2 separate regions of the Homo sapiens genome follow, and region 2 is linked to region 1. Evidence: chromatin loops called from intact Hi-C (ENCODE). Cell type or tissue: IMR-90. All regions are shown on one strand. Each heading gives the region's core, and the rest is flanking DNA. Links, peaks and the distances in the headings are about the cores only. Region 1 overlaps SMURF2 (SMAD specific E3 ubiquitin protein ligase 2). Region 2 overlaps SMURF2 (SMAD specific E3 ubiquitin protein ligase 2).

Region 1 (8,335 bases), core at 151-8,150:
GCAAGAGAATCACTTGAACCCAGGAGGTGGAGGTTGCAGTGAGCTGAGATTGTGCCACTGCACTCCAGCCTGGGCGACAGAGCGAGATTCTGTCTCAAAACAAACAAACAAACAAATCAGTTGACAGTATACATAGAATTCTATTTCTGGACTCTCCTGTGTTTTCTTTATGATTCTACCCTTTAAGTTTATTTGTTTTAACACTATGCTGTCTTGATTACTATAGCTTTAAAATAAAGCAGCTTTCAAACAAATTGAGTCTTTGATTTAGGATCTTGTAGTGCTTTGGAGCGGCTGTTTAATTTGTTCAGCCAATAAGTATTTATCATTTTTGATCTGTGACAGATATTATTTTTATTACGTGGTGCCATAAATGCAGATATAAGAAATTAGGAAAAGCCTAGATTGGGCCCTGTAGTTTTCCTTTCAGAATTTCTATTATGAACCTTACATTTTAAAATTATTAGTCTTTTTCATCTCTTACTGATGTGATGAAAGAGGATTGCAACAACCATGACTTAACGTAAGTGTCTGTTTACCAGCTATCAGTCATGTTTTTGGAAAAAGGTGGGATATAAAGAATAAACATATCTAAAATGTGACCATAGAAAAGAAAGGAGGTGATTGGTGTGTTAAGTGTGGGTTGGATTATGAGTATTTATCGTTTTTGCTTGTATTATTATTTTTGTGACAGGGTCTCTGTCACCCAGGCTGCAGTGCAGTGGCACAATCAGAGCTCACTGCGATCTTGAACTGGGCTCAAGTGATCCTCCCGCCTCAGCCTTCTGAATAGCTGGGTTACAAACATCCATCACCGTGCCCAGCTAATTTTTTTATTTTTTGTAGACATGGGGCCTCACTGTGTTACCCAGGCTGGTCTTGAACTCCTGGCCTCAAGTGATCCCCTGCCTTGGCTTTCCAAAGTGCTGGGATTACAGGTCTGAGCCATTGCTGCGCCTGGCCTGTTTTTGCTTGCATTATTTTATGTGTATATTTTTTCTTTTCTTTTCTTCTCTTTTTTTTTTTTTCTGAGGTAGGGTCTTGCTCTGTCGCCCAGGCTGGAATGCAGTGGCACGATCTTGGCTCACTGCAACCTCCACCTCCTGGGTTCAAGCAGTTCTTCTGCCTTGGCCTCTGGAGTAGCTGGGACTACAGGCGCGCGCCACCATGCCCGTGTAATTTTTATATTTTTAGTAGAGACAGGGTTTCACCATGTTGCCAGGCTGGTCTTGAACTCCTGACATCAAATGATCCACCCGCCTCAGCCTCCCAAAGTGTGGGATTACAGGCGTGAGCCACCGCGCCCAGCTTTATGTGTATATTTTTTCTCCAAGGCAAAAGAAAGGAAGAAACTTAATTTTATTAAAATGTAAGCATATATATATACACAAAAATATATATATTTCTGAGACAGCCTTGCTATGTCGCCCAGGCTGGAGTGCAATGGCGCGATCTCAGCTCACTGCAACCTCCGCCTCCTGGGTTCAAGTGATTCTCCTGCTTCACCCTCCCAAGTAGCTGGGATTACAGGCACCCGCCACCATGTATTTTTAGTAGAGACAGGGTTTTGCTGTGTTGGCCAGGCTGTTCTTGAATTCCTGACCTCAGGTGATCAGCCTACCTCGGCCTCCCAAAGTGCTGGGATTACAGACGTGAGCCGCCGCGCCCAGCCAGCAGATTTTTTTTTTTTTAACCACCGTGCATTCCTAGGCACTGTCACAAAGCAGAAATCCATAATGTAGATCTCATTTTCTATGTAAGATATACTTGGTAATTTTGTTTTTTTGAGACACAGTCTCACTGTATTGCCCAGGCACGATCTCCACTCACTGCAACCTCAGCCTCTCAGGTTCAAGCAATTCTCCTGCCTCAGCCTCCCCAGTAGCTGGGATTACAGGTGCCTGCCACTACACCCAGCTAATTTTGTATTTTTAGTAGGCATGAGGTTTCACCATGTTGGTCAGGCTGGTCACGAACTCCTGACCTCAAGTGATCCGCCCACCTCGGCCTCCCAAAGTGCTGGGATTACAGGCATGAGCCACTGTGCCTGGTCATTTTATGAGAGGTAGTCAGAATGTTGTGGAGAGTATAGAATTGGAGGCAGAAAATGTGAGTTCGTATCCTAGTTATGCCATGTATAAGCTTTGTGCATCTAAGCAAATCACTTATTTTCTCTGTGCTTGTGCCTTTAGTTATAAATGCATGCTTAAAATGACAGCGTTAAAACCAGGTGTGAAAATACCAAAAAAAAAAACAAAAAACAAAAAACCCGTGTGATGGTGTGTGCCTGTAATCCCTGCTGTCTAGGAGGCTGAGACTGGAGGATTGCTTGAGCTCAGGAGTTCGAGACCAGCCTGGGCAACATAGTGAGACATGGTCTCAAAAAAAAAAAAAAAAGGCAAGTCTTATTTATTTTAGCAATATGATGGAATAATGTACATGAAAGATACTGTTCAAGGTGTAAAGTTTTTTGTAAACGTACTTTGTCATTTTTGACCACGGATTTTGTTTTAAAGAAATTGGTGAAAACCGATTATATTTTATAAGAGCAGGTACGACATTAATAATGATTAATATATATTTATTTAAATGATACATGTCTTTTAAAGTAAGCATTTTGGATTGAAATCCTAGCTAGGCAAGAAAAAAAAGGCATAAATGTCTTGTATCAGCATATCATGAAGTATTCATATAATGAAATATAATTAGGTATTTATGTTTCAATATTTTAATCAAATATTTTCAATATTTTATTTTTGAGATGGTGTCTCGCTCTGTCACTCAGGCTGGTGTGCAGTGGTGCAATCTCAGCTCACTGCAACTTCTGCCTCCCTGGCTTAAGCAGTTCTCCCACCTCAGCCTTCCCAGTAGCTGGGACTACAGGCACGCACCACCATGCCTGGCTAATTTTTTGTATTTTTAGTAGAGACAGGGTTTCACCATGTTGGCCAGGTTGTTTCTCAAACTCCTTATCTTAAGTGATACGCCCGTTGCAGCCTCCCAAAGTGCTGGGATTACAGGCATGAGCCACTGCACCCGGCCTCAATATTTTAAATATTTAAAAATATATTTTTATAAACCATTTTTATCTTAATATGGCAGCCATTTAACCGATTAACTATACTTCTCTGTTCCTTCCATCCCCCAATGTTTGGTAAGAAGTAGAAGATGGCTCAGGATTTTGGAGTTGGATTGTAGATTGGGGAGCTGTTTGGATGAACTCTTTATGACTTGATAAATTCCTCTGTAGCATGCTGGCGCTTTCAAAAGTAGCCTGTAGCGTCACCTCTTGCCAGTAGATGGGGGTATTTCTGCACTGATAGATGTCAGGGTATGTAAAAACCTGTAAAACTGAAACCCAAAGTCTAAATGAGTGTGCTTGGAATAAATGGTGTTGAAGAGTTAGAAACTGAAAATTTGACTCCAATGTGTAATGAAAAATCATACTTTAGTGTGAGCTTTCTTATGTAAACTCTTTAAATGCTACATGTTGTAGGAGTAGATAGTAGAGTTGCAAACATTAGTAATTCTGTTTTTATTTTTGTGATTTTTGTGTCATCAGGCTTTACATGTAACTTTCTTCCTCCAGTGAAGAAGAAAACACTGATTGGTTGGTAAGATTATTCAGAATTGTATGAATCTAATACCATAAATAAGGTTGATAGAGATTTTTTACAGTTGAACTTGGGGAATTTTGTAGAGAAAGAAGGATGGAAAAAAAACTATAAGGAAAAGTAAAACGGCATTTGATAGATTCAAAATACCATCTCTAACATAGTGCTGCATATGTAGTACTTCAATAAATTGTGTGTGTGTGTGTGTTTTGTTTTTTGTTTTTGTTTTTGTTTGAAACAGGGTCTCACTCTGTCGCTCAGGCTTATGGCTCACTATAGCCTTGACCACCTGGGCTCAAGTAATCCTCCTGCCTCTGCCTCCTGAGTAGCTGAGACTATAGGTATGTGGCACCATGCTGGTGTAATTTTTAAATTTTTTGTAGAAATGGAGTCTCATTATGTTGCCCAGGCTGGTCTCAAACTCCTGGCTTCAAACAGTCCTCCAGTCTTGACCTCCCAGAATGCTGGAGTTACATGTGTGAGCCATTTGTGAATTAAAGAATGATGAAATTGAAAACAGGCTTTCGTGATCTCAGGGACCTCAGTTGAAACAAATAAGATCTCTCTTTGTGATGTCATTATTGAATTAACTAACATTTATACCTTAGTAATTTCAACATCATTAAGTTATAAAGATATAGGACTGAAGTGTTCATTTGTTAATATTTGACTTGATGGATAGAACTGTTTTACCACACTGCAAATTTTGCTGCTTAACAAAATGAAGATCACTAACATTCACTGGAATAAAATCTGTTGCTGGATTATCATCTAAGAAAAGTCACATGTAAGTAGTCTGTCAATGTTAGGAAGATAATTTAACATTTTTTTTTAGAGTTCTATGGTTTTAAGATATTCTCATTTATTGTCTCATTTAATTACTATTGAGATCCTGTTTTTTTTTTTTTTTTTTTTTTTTTTTTTTTTTTAAGAGATAGGGTCTCACTGTGTTGCCCAGGCTGGAGTGCAGTGGCATGATCGTAGCTCACTTACAGCCTGGAACTCCTAGGCTCAAGCAGTCTTCCTGCTTCAGCCTCCTGAGTAGCTAGGACAATAGTTGCTCACCACTGTGCCTGGCTAATTAAGAAAAAAAGTTTTTAAGGACTGGGTCTCACTGTTGCCCAGGATGGTCTTGAACTCTGGGTTTCAAGCAGTCCTCTCACCTCAGCCTCCCTGGTAGCTGGAATTACAGACATGAGCCACTGTGTCTACCAAGGTGTCTTTGTAGGTAATCTGAACCAGTGAAAGTGAAATGAGCACCTTTTATCTGACGAAATTTGTTCCCTAAATCTTTTTTTTTTTTTTTTTAGACAGAGTCTTACTCTGTCACCCGGGCTGAAGTGCAATGGCATGATCTCGGCTCACCGCAACCTCCCCCTCCTGGGTTCAAGCGATTTGCCTTCATCAGCCTCCGGAGTAACTGGGATTACAGGTGCCTGCCACCACCATGCTTGGCTAATTGTTGTATTTTTAGTAGAGACAGGGTTTCACCATGTTGGCCAGGCTGGTCTCAAGCTCCTGACCTCAGGTCCGCCCGCTTCAGCCTCCCAGAGTGCTGGGATTACGGGTGTGAACCACCGTACCCGGCCTCTATTCCAGTTCTTTAGAAATGAGGATAGATGTACCAAAAGTTCATTGTGATAAAATTTGAAGCTTCATATATTTTAGTTTTCTCTTTCCCAGTTTCTTCTGATTTTTTTTTCTTTTTTTTTCAGTTTCTTCTGATTTCCAGCTTAGTTAACCCCTAATTGTATTTTTTCTAGCAAGGAAGAAGACTAAGAATAATGATGAAATATGCTCATATTTACATATTCATTCAGTAAACATTTGCTGGGAGTCTTACATGCACCTAACACTGAGATGTAGGCTCTAGGATTTTAAGAAGAGGTTAAGACCTTTATCTTGCTTTCAGGGAACTTGCAGGTAACCAAACAGATAAGACTTGATGGATGAAATAACCACAGTCAGTGCTAGAGTTAATGGTGTATGCAGTAAGGGTGAAATAAAATAATGAAAGCCCATAGGTATTTCTAAGGGGGCTTTCTAGATTCTACGATTGATCTTTCATATTTTCTACCTTCCACTTTACAAAGAAAGGCACATTAGCCAGACATCCCAAATAGTACATTGTGGTGAGAGGCCTTCCACACCACCAGAGAGACAAATCAGAATGTTGGTGAGAAGGCAGTGATATCAATGACTGGGTAGCATCTTTTCATAAGTCAGGCATATTTCTCTCTGTAGTTTTCAACAAAATTGAAGGACTTGATCAAGTTTTAGCTGGTCATTAAAAATAATTTTTATAGGGCCAGGAGTGGTGGCTCATGCCTGTAATCCCAGCACTTTGGGAGGCTGAAGGGATGGATCGCTTGAGCTCATGAATTCGAGACCAGCCTGGGCAACATGGTGAAACTCCATCTCTACAAAAACTACAAAAATTAGCCTGGTGTGTGGTGCATACCTCTAGTCCCAACTACTTGGGAGGCTGAGGTGGGAGGATGGCTCGAGCCCAGCAGGCAGAGGTTGCAGTGAGCCGAGATGGTGCCACTGCACTCCAGCCTGGGCGATAGAGCCAGACCTTGTCTCAATTTAAAAAAAAAAAAAAAGAAAGAAAAAAAAAAAGAAAAATTCCAGTGGCTCATGCCTATAATCCCAGCACTTTGGGAGGCTGAGGCGGGCAGATCACTTGAGGTCAGGAGTTCAATACCAGCCTGGCCAATGTGGTGAAACTCTGTCTCTACCAAAAATACAAAAATTAGTTGGGCATGGTGGTGTGCGCCTATAATCCCAGCTACTCGGGAGGCTGAGACATGAGAATTGCTTGAACCTGGAGATGGAGGTTGCAGTGAGCTGAGATGGCACCACTGCACTCCAGCCTAGGCAACAGAGCGGGACTCCATCTCAAAAAAAAAAAAAATTATAAGAAATAGTGAAGTCAAATGCCATTTCCCAGAAAGTTTTTTAAAATTATAGATCTTGGTAATTTTTTTTGGCATCTAACTCAAAGAATTTAATGGCATTGCTGTAACAAAACTTCTTTCATTACCTACTTATTTATGTGAATAGGTTTTCTTAGCATTTATATGTATAAAATGAAAAATGGGATTAGAATTTATGTTGTACCCTCATTCCAGCAATAAGTAATAGTCATTAATAGACACATGAAGTAATTGAAAGTAAGAAAACCCCATCCATCTCATTAAGAGATGCATGTCCACCTGGGTGTGGTGGCATATGTCTGTAATCCCAGCTACTCATAAGGCTGAGGCAGGAGGGTTGTTAAGCCTAGGCGTTTGAGACCAGCCTGGCAACATAGCGATACCCTGTCTTGAATTTAAAAACAAACAAAAAGGAGACATGCATGTCCAATTATTCTCTTCCTTGTCTTCCTCCCCACTTTTCTATTTTTCTTAATTATTTTTTTAGGGACAAGTTCTCACTGTGTTGCCCAGGCTGATGTGTACTAGTGTTCACAGGTGTGAACATAACACACTGCAGCCTTAAACTCATGGGCTCAACCTATCCTCCTGCCTCAACCTCCAGAGAAGCTGGGACTACAGCTGTACACCACTGTACCTGATACCCCTCTCCCTTTTTGAGTAAGTGGTTTGTTTAATCAGAATCCGGAAGAGGTCTACACATTGTATTGGGTTGGTATGTCTCTTAATTATCGTTTAAACTATAGCTTTCTCTTTTCTTCCTCTGAATTTTCTTTTTCTTCAAATTTATTTATTATAGAAAACAGATTTATTAAATATATCAGCATCTCAAAACTCTTTATCATTTGGCCCTAGCCTTCCCATCATACCACTGTGTTCTACCACTCTGAACTCCTTGTCTTTTCTTAAATTTCATAATCTCTTGTATCTCCAAGTTTTTGACAGTGCTGTTGCCTTAGATGATGCTGTTACCCATCTTCCTCCTTCCCCACCTAGTCTTCCTGTCGAATCTACTCAGCACTTTGTTTTGTTTTTTTTTTTTGAGACAGTCTTGCTCTTGTTATCCAGGCTGAAGTGCAGTGGTGTGATCTCGGCTCACTGCAACCTCTGCCTTCTGGGTTGAAGCGGCTCCTGCCTCAGCCTCTTGAGTAGCTGGAATTACAGGCGCCTGCCACCATGCCTGGCTAATTTTTGTGTATATGTATATTTTTAGTAGAGACAGGGTTTCACCATGAGACAGCTTCCCAAGTAGCTGGGATCACAGGCACGCCACCATGCCCAGCTAATTTTTGTCTTTTTGGTAGAGTTGGAGTTTCGCCATGTTGGCCAGGCTGGTCTCAAACTCCTGATCTTAGGTGATCCGCCCGTCTCAGCCTCCCAAAGTGCTGTGATTACAGGCGTGAGCCACCATGCCTGGCTACTCAGCATTTTTTTTTTTTTCTTTTTTTTTTTGAGACAGAGTCTTGCTCTTGTCACCTAGGCTGGAGTGCAGTGGTTTGATCATGGCTTACTGCAGCCTGGACCACCCAGGCTCAAGCATTCCTCCTGCCTCAGCCTCCTGAGTAGTTGGGACTATAGGTATGTGCCACCATACTTGGCTAATTTTTTTTTTTTTTTTCTATTTTTAGTAGAGATGAGGTTCTGATGTGTTGCCAAGGCTGGTCTCAAACTCCTGAGCTCAATTAGATCTTCCTGCCTTAACCTCCTAAATTGTTGGGAGTACAGGCATGAGCCACCAAGCTTGGTGCTCCAGTTTTAAGACATAGCTGAGGCTGGGCGCGG
Region 2 (8,335 bases), core at 264-8,263, 81 kb after region 1:
ACTCCAGCCTGGGTGACAGATGGAGACCCTGTCTCTTAAAAAATGAAAGAACATCTACTTTCATCAGTTATAATTTACTTTTATTGAGCAAAATTTATGTAAGAGTGTGACAAGGTTTACTCTGATATGAGTATTTTAAACCTACTATGCTTTTAGGTAGGAACCTGTCTTGGAATGTTAGGAAAAGGGTTATTAGAGGTGCTCAAGATGGCCTTTTACAGAGGCAATATCTTGACAGGAGAAGTAGGGGTTGAACAGGCTAATTTTGTGTTGCCATTGTAATACAAAATTATTAATAATTTATATTAATGGCTAACACCTTAGTAGCACTTACTGTGTGACAAGCATTGTTCTTTATACTTTACATATGTTGGTAAGGCCAGGCATGTGGCTCATGCTGTAATCCCAGCACTTTGGGAGGCTGAGGTTGGAGAATCACTTGAGCCTAGGAGTTCAAGACCAACCTGGCCAACATGTGAGTCCTATTCTCTTCAAAAAATTTTTTTAAAATTAGCTGGTCATGGTGGTGCGCACCTGTGGTCCCAGCTACTCAGGACACCGAGGTGGGAGGATCTCTTGAGCTCAGGAGGTCGTGGCTGCAGTGAGCTGTGATCGCGCCACTCATTCTAGCTTGGGCAACAGAGTGAGACTCTTGTCTTTAAAAAGCAAACAAACAAAAACACCCCAAGTTCGTAATTTCATCCTCAGAAAAACTCTGTGAGTTAGCTACTGCCATTTTTACAGATGAGGAAACTGAGGTATAGAGGTTACATGACTTTCCATACGTTGCCAGTGGTGAAGTCTGGAGTGAAACCAGGATGCTCTGGCTTCAGCTGCCTGTGAGGCACTATACTGAGTATTGTGTGTATATTATTTGCATCCTTTGCTTTTCTTTTCTCTCTAGCTGCCTCATTTCTTCTAACTCTGTTACTTATTAGCATTGCCTTCTGAAGAATGGGGGCAGGAGGAGGAAAAGAGAGAACAGGAAAACTTCATTACTAAGCTAAGTAGCAAAGTGTCTTTTTCAACACTTCTGGCAAAAACACTGAGAGTGGTATAGCAACAAGGATTTTAGGCTAAGAACTTGGAGAGCAAGGTTCACTCTGACCCCTGAATAATTCATTTTAGCTTCTCTAAATGAATGGTGACATTACCTGCTCTGTCTTATTCATTTGTTGTAAAGTTCTTATGTATGTTAAAATGTTAAAAACACAACAAAAATAATAATATACTTTAAAATGACTTCTGAAAATGTCCTTGTTTCATTAATTTTTGGAGTTAGGTTAATAAAGCAAAAAATTTAAATGAGAACTGGCTACCAGTTTTTTAGGATAATAGGAGAAAACATTGAAAATGTGTATCTTTGGTTCCTTCTTCGAAATATGTATAATTATCCTGGCAGTCTCATTATGTCAGCAGATCTTACTTTATTGTAGATAGAAGATTCTAAAACCTTGCTTACAAATGAAGGTCGCAAGTATTTGAAAGCCCTAATGTAAAAGTATCTGAAGAAACAGAGAAGTATGGACTGTTTCTGTGCATTAGGGTCTTTATAGCCTAGATAGCAAAATAAGTGTCATCTGCAGTCTACCCTTTGAGTAACACTGCTCTAGGGCGCTTGCCTGGTTGTGGAATTGCTATGTCGTAGAATATTTCTATCTTCAACTTTAATGTATAAAGGTAACTTTTCTAAAGTGGCTATGCCAGTTTAGTCTTTTACCGGCAATATATGAGTTCCTGTTGCTGCAGAAGCTTGCCAGTACTTGCTGTTGTTGGACTTCAAAATTTTTGCTGTTCTGATGATGTTTAATGGTTTCCCATTGTAACTTTAACTTGAATTTTCCTAATTACTGATGAGGTTGAGCACCTTTTTATAGGTTTATTGACTATTTGGATTTCCTGTTTTTGTGAAGGTCCTGTTCACAATTTTTTGCCATTGTCTATTGAGCTTGAACAGCTTTTTTTTGGCCTATTGACCAGCTGCATCAACTTTTTTTGTTAATTTATATCTTTTTTGCCTATTTTTCTAATGTAATCTTTATCTTCTAAAATTCACACTACAAGTAAATGTTTTTAATACATTTATAGTTTTGTCTTTTACTGTAAAGTCTTTAATCCATGTGGACTTTACTTTTGTGTATGGATTTTTTTTTTTTTAGATGGAGTTTCCCTGTTGTCACCCAGGCTGGAGTACAATGGCGTGATCTCAGCTCACTGCAACCTCCACATCCCGGGTTCAAGCAATTCTCCTGCCTCAGCCTTCCAAGTTAGCTGGGATTATAGGTGCTTGCCACCACGCCGAGCTAATTTTTGTATTTTTAGTAGAGATGGGGTTTCACCGCGTTGCCCAGACTGGTCTCGAGCTCTTGACACCTCAGGTGATCTGCCCGCCTCGGCCTCCCAAAGTGCTGGGATTACAGGTGTGAGCCACCACGCCTAGTTCTGGAATTTTTTTTGAGATGGAGTCTTGCTTTGTTGCCCAGGCTGGAGTGCAGTGGTGCTATCTCAGCTCACTGCAACCTCTGCCTCTTGGGTTCAAGCGATTCTCCTGCCTCAGCCTCCTGAGTAGCTGGGACTACAGGCGCGCACCACCACGCCCAGCTAATTTTTGTATTTTTAGTAGAGACGAAGTTTCACCGTGTTAGCCAGGCTGGTCTCCAACTCTTGGCCTCAAGTGATCCTCCTGCCTCAGCCTCCCAAAGTGCTGGGATTACAGGTGTGAGCCGTTGTGCCCGGCCTGGGTTTTTTTAAAGGGCATATAGGGGCAGCAAATTGGAATTTGGGGAGATGATAAGGAATAAAAGATGTTGGAGCACTCTACAGAGGGCTTTTGTTTTACTTTTGTATCTTAATTGTTTGTTACCTTTCTGCTTCCCCTACTAGACTTTGAATTACTTAAGAAGACGTGTATCCCATTTATTTTTGCTGCTTTAGTATGTAACATACCCAAAGTACTTGACAAATGTACAATGGTAATCAAGAGCCAGTATGGCTCTCTGAGAGGCCCAGGAAGCCTCCAAGAGGTGGTTGTGCTTTATTTACCTCCTGCCTCCAGGATCATCCCTTTAGGTCAAGCTTGTCCAACTCACGGCCCTTAGGCTGGGCCCAGGACGGCTTTCAGTGTGGCCCAAAACAAGCTGGTAAACCTTCTTAAAAACCATTATGTGGGCAAGGCATAGTGGCTCAACGCCTATAATCCCAGCACTTTGGGAGGCTGAGGCGGGCGGATTGCCTGAGGTCAGGAGTTCGAGACCAGCCTGGCCAACATGGTGAAACCCCGTCTCTACTAAAAATACAAAAATTAGGCCAGGCGCGGTGGCCCACACCTGTAATCCCACCACTTTGGGAGGCCAAGGCGGGTGGATCACAAGATCAGGAGATCGAGACCATCCTGGCTAATACGGTGAAACCCCATCTCTACTAAAAATACAAAAAAATTAGCTGGGTGTGGTGGTGCACGCCTGTAGTCCCAGCTACTCGGGAGGCTGAGGCAGGAGAATTGCTTGAACCAGGGAGGCTGACTTTGCAGTGAGCCGAGACAGCGCCACTGCACTCCAGCCTGGCAATAGAGCGAAACTCCGTCTCAAAAAAAAAAAAAAAAAAAGCCAGGTGTGGTGGCGGGTGCCTGTAATCCCAGCTAGTTGGGACCCAGGAGGCTGAGGCAGGAGAATTGCTTGAACCTGGGAGGTGGAGGTTGCAGTGAGCCAAGATCACACCACTACATTCCAGCCTGGGTGATAGAGCCAGACTTTGTTTCAAAAACAAAGCAAAACATTATGAGATTTTTTTAACAGCTCATTAGCTATTGTTAGTGTATTTTATGTGTGGCCTGAGACAGTTCTTTTTCCAGTGTGGCCCAGGGAAGCCAAAAGATTGGACATCTCTGCTTTAGGTAATAGATGTTTGCCTTGATGTTGCCAGTAGAATATTTCAGTAGAACAGTTACAGATCTTCCATCTTTTTGCTGAATAGTTAGTTGTATTAAATAACTGAATGAAAAATAATGTTCTGAAGGAATAACTACAGGTGGGATGATTAGAAATGTCTGTTGTCTTTTCTGTTTGTTGGAGTAAATGACAGGAAGTAACTTGAAGAACATTTGACTAGTTTTCTTATAATTGTTAGTTTTCCAATTTTGTTGATTAGTTTCCATTAATATGGCCAGCATTTGCATTATCTGGAAGTTTTATACATATTCCTAATAGAAAGTTTTCATTTGAACATTTTTGTATTTTAGTATTAATTTGTTCCTCTCTTCAATATCTTTGATTTCAAGTTACTGTGCTATGAAAAAGCTTAAGGCTGGGCATGGTGGCTCACACTGGTAATCCCAGCACTTTGGGAGGCCGAGGCGGGTAGATCACTTGAGGCCAGGAGTTGGAGATCAGCCTGGCCAACATGACAAACCTGTCTCTACAAAAAAAGTAGGCGTGGTGGTGCATGCCTGTAATCCCAGCTACTCGGGAGGCTGAGGCATGAGAATTCCTTGAACCTGGGAGGTAGAGGGTGTAGTGAGCTGAGATCGCGCCACTGTACTCCAGCCTGGGCGACAGAGTCTCTATCTAAAAAAAAAAAAAAACTCTCTGTCAGCGGGGCACGATGGCTCACGCCTGTAATCCCAGCGCTTTGGGAGGCCGAGGTGGGTGGATCACAAGGTCAGGAGTTTGAGACCAGCCTGGCCAATATGGTGAAACCCCGTCTCTACTAAAAATACAAAAATTAGCCGGGCATGGTGGCAGGCACCTGTAGTCCCAGCTACTCGGGAGGCTGAGGCAGGAGAATAGCTTGACCCTGGGAGGCGGAGGTTGCAGTGAGCGGAGATTGCGCCACTGCACTCCAGCCTGGGCAACACAGCGAGACTGTCTCAAAAAAAAAAAAAAAAAAAAAAAAAAAAAACCAGAAAGCTTAAGCATTTCTACATCCGTTTTTGTTTTGTTTTGTTTTGTTTTTTTCTTCTTAAGGACAGGATTTCACAACTCCAGCTACTAGTTCGGTAAAGTCCCTAACCTGATAGATCCTCCCTGGGGTTTATATTCGTGTTACATTACATAAAATATATAAAAATTATTTGCAGCATTAAAGTTTCTGTCATAAATTAACTTTAAAGTGATAAATTAGTTTTTATTCAGCTATGTAATGTAGTATATAATTTATATGTGAAACAATTTATTGAGATACATAAGAAACAATTTTAATCTTAAAATTGTAGTTTTAAAAAGATTCATAAGGCACTAATTTTAAATTATAACAGTTAATTTATTAATCTTTACATATCAGGATATGTCGGATAGAAGTATCTTTTCTATTAATGTTTGATTTCTATTTTTTAAAGATTTTTAAATTGGGGGGTTTTTCTTTAGACAAGTGTTAACGGAGTTTTGAATCTATGTCTATGAGCCGTCAAATATAGTATTACCTTATTTGGTACATCTATTATGGTTTTTATTGTTTTTCTCTCTTGGAAATTTTTTTGGCAAAAATGTCATTAGAATATAAATTATATTGCAAAACATTGCCATTGGGGTTTAATAAATAACTTTGCCAAGGAAGCATATTCTTCTAAGAAAGCATTTTAGTCAGTTTTTTTTTTTATTTCCTTTGCTTGAAAAGCATGTTTTTGTAACTCAGTAACTATCTTAATAGTAGCTATAGTAACTGATATTTATTTTGCACTTACCATGCTCTGAGTGCCCATGTCATCTTCATTGCAATCCTGGGCTACCTCTTTCTCATCAGTGAGAAAAATGGGGCCTCAAGCAGTTACAGAACTTGTCCAGAGGTGCATAAAAGGTGCTAGAGCTGGGATTTGAATCCACCCAGTCTGACTATGGAGGTTTTTTTTTTTCCCTTCATGTTTTGATTCCAGTAACACTAATTACTTATTTCCCTTCCTTTGACTGGCATTGCATGAAGATATTCTGCCTTATACCCTTAAAGGAAGCTTTTCTTTTTAAAGAAAAAGATGACTTATGGGCAAGGGGATTACAATTTGAGTCTTTTCCCTGCTTATCAGATCTACTTGATTTCAAGAAAATCATTTGCTTGTTTGATAAAGCCTTTAGACATTGGCAGAGGCCCTAAAGGATAGACCAGCACCCCCACTGTTTCCTGGCCTGCACTCTCACATCAGCCCTTACAGAACTGCCCCTTGCACCCTAGCACACCTGAAGAGACAGGCTGCTTTATTGGGTAGTTAGATTTTTTTTTTCCCTGAGTGCATCAGGAACAATAGTTCCAGGCTAGCTGCCCACATCCCAGAAGGATTTTCTCCTGTGTCCGTTTTTGTCCTTCAGCTCTAAGCCACCTTTCCATTTGCATGGCTTGGTCTTTCACAGGAGGCTTTGTGAAGAGGCCTGATATCTGCTGGATTTTTTAAAATCAGCCTTATTGAAATATATTGACATACAATAAACTGAATATTTAAAGTGTACAGTTTAAGTTTTGATATACACCATGAAACCATCACCACAGTGAAGATAGTGAACATATTCACCACCCCCAAAAGTTTTCTCTTGCCCTTTTGTGATTTCTTCTGTCCCTCCCTGTGGGACTTCCACCCTGTGTTAGTTTCCCAGGGCTGCTGTAACAAAATACCACGAACTGGATGGCTTAAAACAACAGAAATTCATTCTCTCACAATTCTGGAGGCAGAACTACAGGGTAAGGGGCTGACTCTATAGTAAGTGATAATGAGTTCCTTCCAGAGGCTTTGAGAGAGAATCTGTTCCATGCCTCTTTCCTAACTTCCCAGTGGTTTCTGGAAACCTTGGTGTTCCTTGGCTTGTAGACAAATTGCTCCAGTCTTTGTCTTCTGTCCTCCCATAGTCTTCTTTCCTGTATGTATGTATCCTAATTTCCCTCTTCTTATAAAGACATCAGTTTTTGGATTTAAGGCCATCCTAATCCAGTATGATCTTACCTCACCTTAATTTTATCTGCAAAGACCTTATTTCCAAATAAGGTCAAATCCACAGGTTGACCAGATGTTGAGCCTTCAGCATATCTTTTGGGGGACACACAGCTCAACCCATAACACCCCATCTCCAGCCAACTGCTGACCTGCTTTCTGTCAGTATATTAGTTTGCATTTTCTAGATAAATGGAATCATGCAGTATGATTTCTTTTACTCACATAATGAGATTCATCATTGTTACATAGTTCATTTCTTTGTATTGTTGGTGGTATTCCATTGTATGGGTATACCACAGTTTATTCATTTATCTACTGATGGGCATTTGGGTTGTTTCCAGTCTTTCGCTATGACAGATAAAACTATTATGAACATTTATGTGCAAGTCTTTGTATGTATATGCCCTCATTTCTCTTGGTTAAATAAATAACCTAGGAGTAGAATGGCTTCTTTGGCAGAATCTTTTGCCATGCCCCCAGCCCTCCCAAATCGAGCAGCTCAGTTTTTTGTTGAGTTTTGAGCTTCTTTAGATATTTACATATCTGATATATGCTTTCCAAAGGAATTTTCCTAGTCTATGACTTGACTTGTCTTTTAGTTTTCCTAAACAGTGTCTTTTGAAGAGCAGCAATTTTCTTTAAGCTGAGGGTGGTATTGGGTGCCTGTAGTTCTAGCTACCAGGAGGCTGAGGCAGGAGGATCACTTGAACCAGGAGTTCAGGGCCAGCCTGGGCAATATAGCAAGACCCTGCCTCTTTAAAAAAAATTTAAAAATGGATGTTCTGTTTATCCATTTGTTCTTTCATGGATTGTGCTTTTGGTGTTATATCTAAGAAATCATTCATTGCCTGATGTATGTCATAACAAATTTTCTCCTGTGCTTAGAAGTTTTATGGCTTTGGATTTTACATTGATGTTTGCAGTCCATTTTGAGTTACTTTTTGTATCTGATATGAAATATACCCAAGTTCATTTAAAAAATAAGATTATACAGTTGTTTATGGAATGCATTTATGTACACGGTAATCTGTTTTGATTTTGTGTGTATGTTAAAACATCTTTATTATAGTATTTGTAAGAGTAGTTAATATTGACTTGGCATTTTAAACAAAGGTGTATTTTCTTTGTATGGTCATATGTTTTAGGTATAATATTTGGCCTGGTGTATAAAAAGAAGGGATCCCTGCCAAGCTGCCTTTCAGACTCCTGTTTGGCTCTTCCAGAAAGAAAGAGTCTAGATAACAAGCAGTGTTTGGCACATGCCTGAATTTTAAAGTGGGTGATGGTAAACTCTGTAGGGGAAAATGGAAGCTATATTGGAAAAATTTGTCCTCAGAAGCTGTATAAAGCTTTATGGATAAAATTCCATTATCCAATTCTGTCAGTTTATGTGGACTATGAGAAATAAACTTTGTAGCTGGTTTA

Evidence for each region. A loop is a pair of places that touch in the nucleus more often than their neighbours do. Peaks named below come from ENCODE experiments on the same cell type or tissue, not always from the same donor. Only the 100,000 strongest peaks of a DNase experiment are listed, where the experiment ranks them.
Region 2: a loop joins it to region 1, with 3 times the contacts of the local background. A loop is called at or near these places in 13 of 110 quality-filtered maps.

What each region holds. Positions count from the first base shown.
Region 1 is chr17:64,644,267-64,652,601 of GRCh38, reverse strand. All of the region lies in intron 1 of SMURF2 (SMAD specific E3 ubiquitin protein ligase 2), which reads left to right. Among named protein-coding and RNA genes, the nearest start is that of SMURF2, 14 kb to the left of the region's middle. In IMR-90, for the core only: a CTCF peak has its summit at 3,295 (motif pointing right); a DNase peak (open chromatin) is centred at 3,261; H3K27ac peaks cover 1,186 bases.
Region 2 is chr17:64,563,123-64,571,457 of GRCh38, reverse strand. The region is part of intron 10 of SMURF2 (SMAD specific E3 ubiquitin protein ligase 2); the gene reads left to right. Among named protein-coding and RNA genes, the nearest start is that of CEP95, 60 kb to the right of the region's middle. In IMR-90, for the core only: no CTCF peak of the experiment used is centred there; no DNase peak of the experiment used is centred there.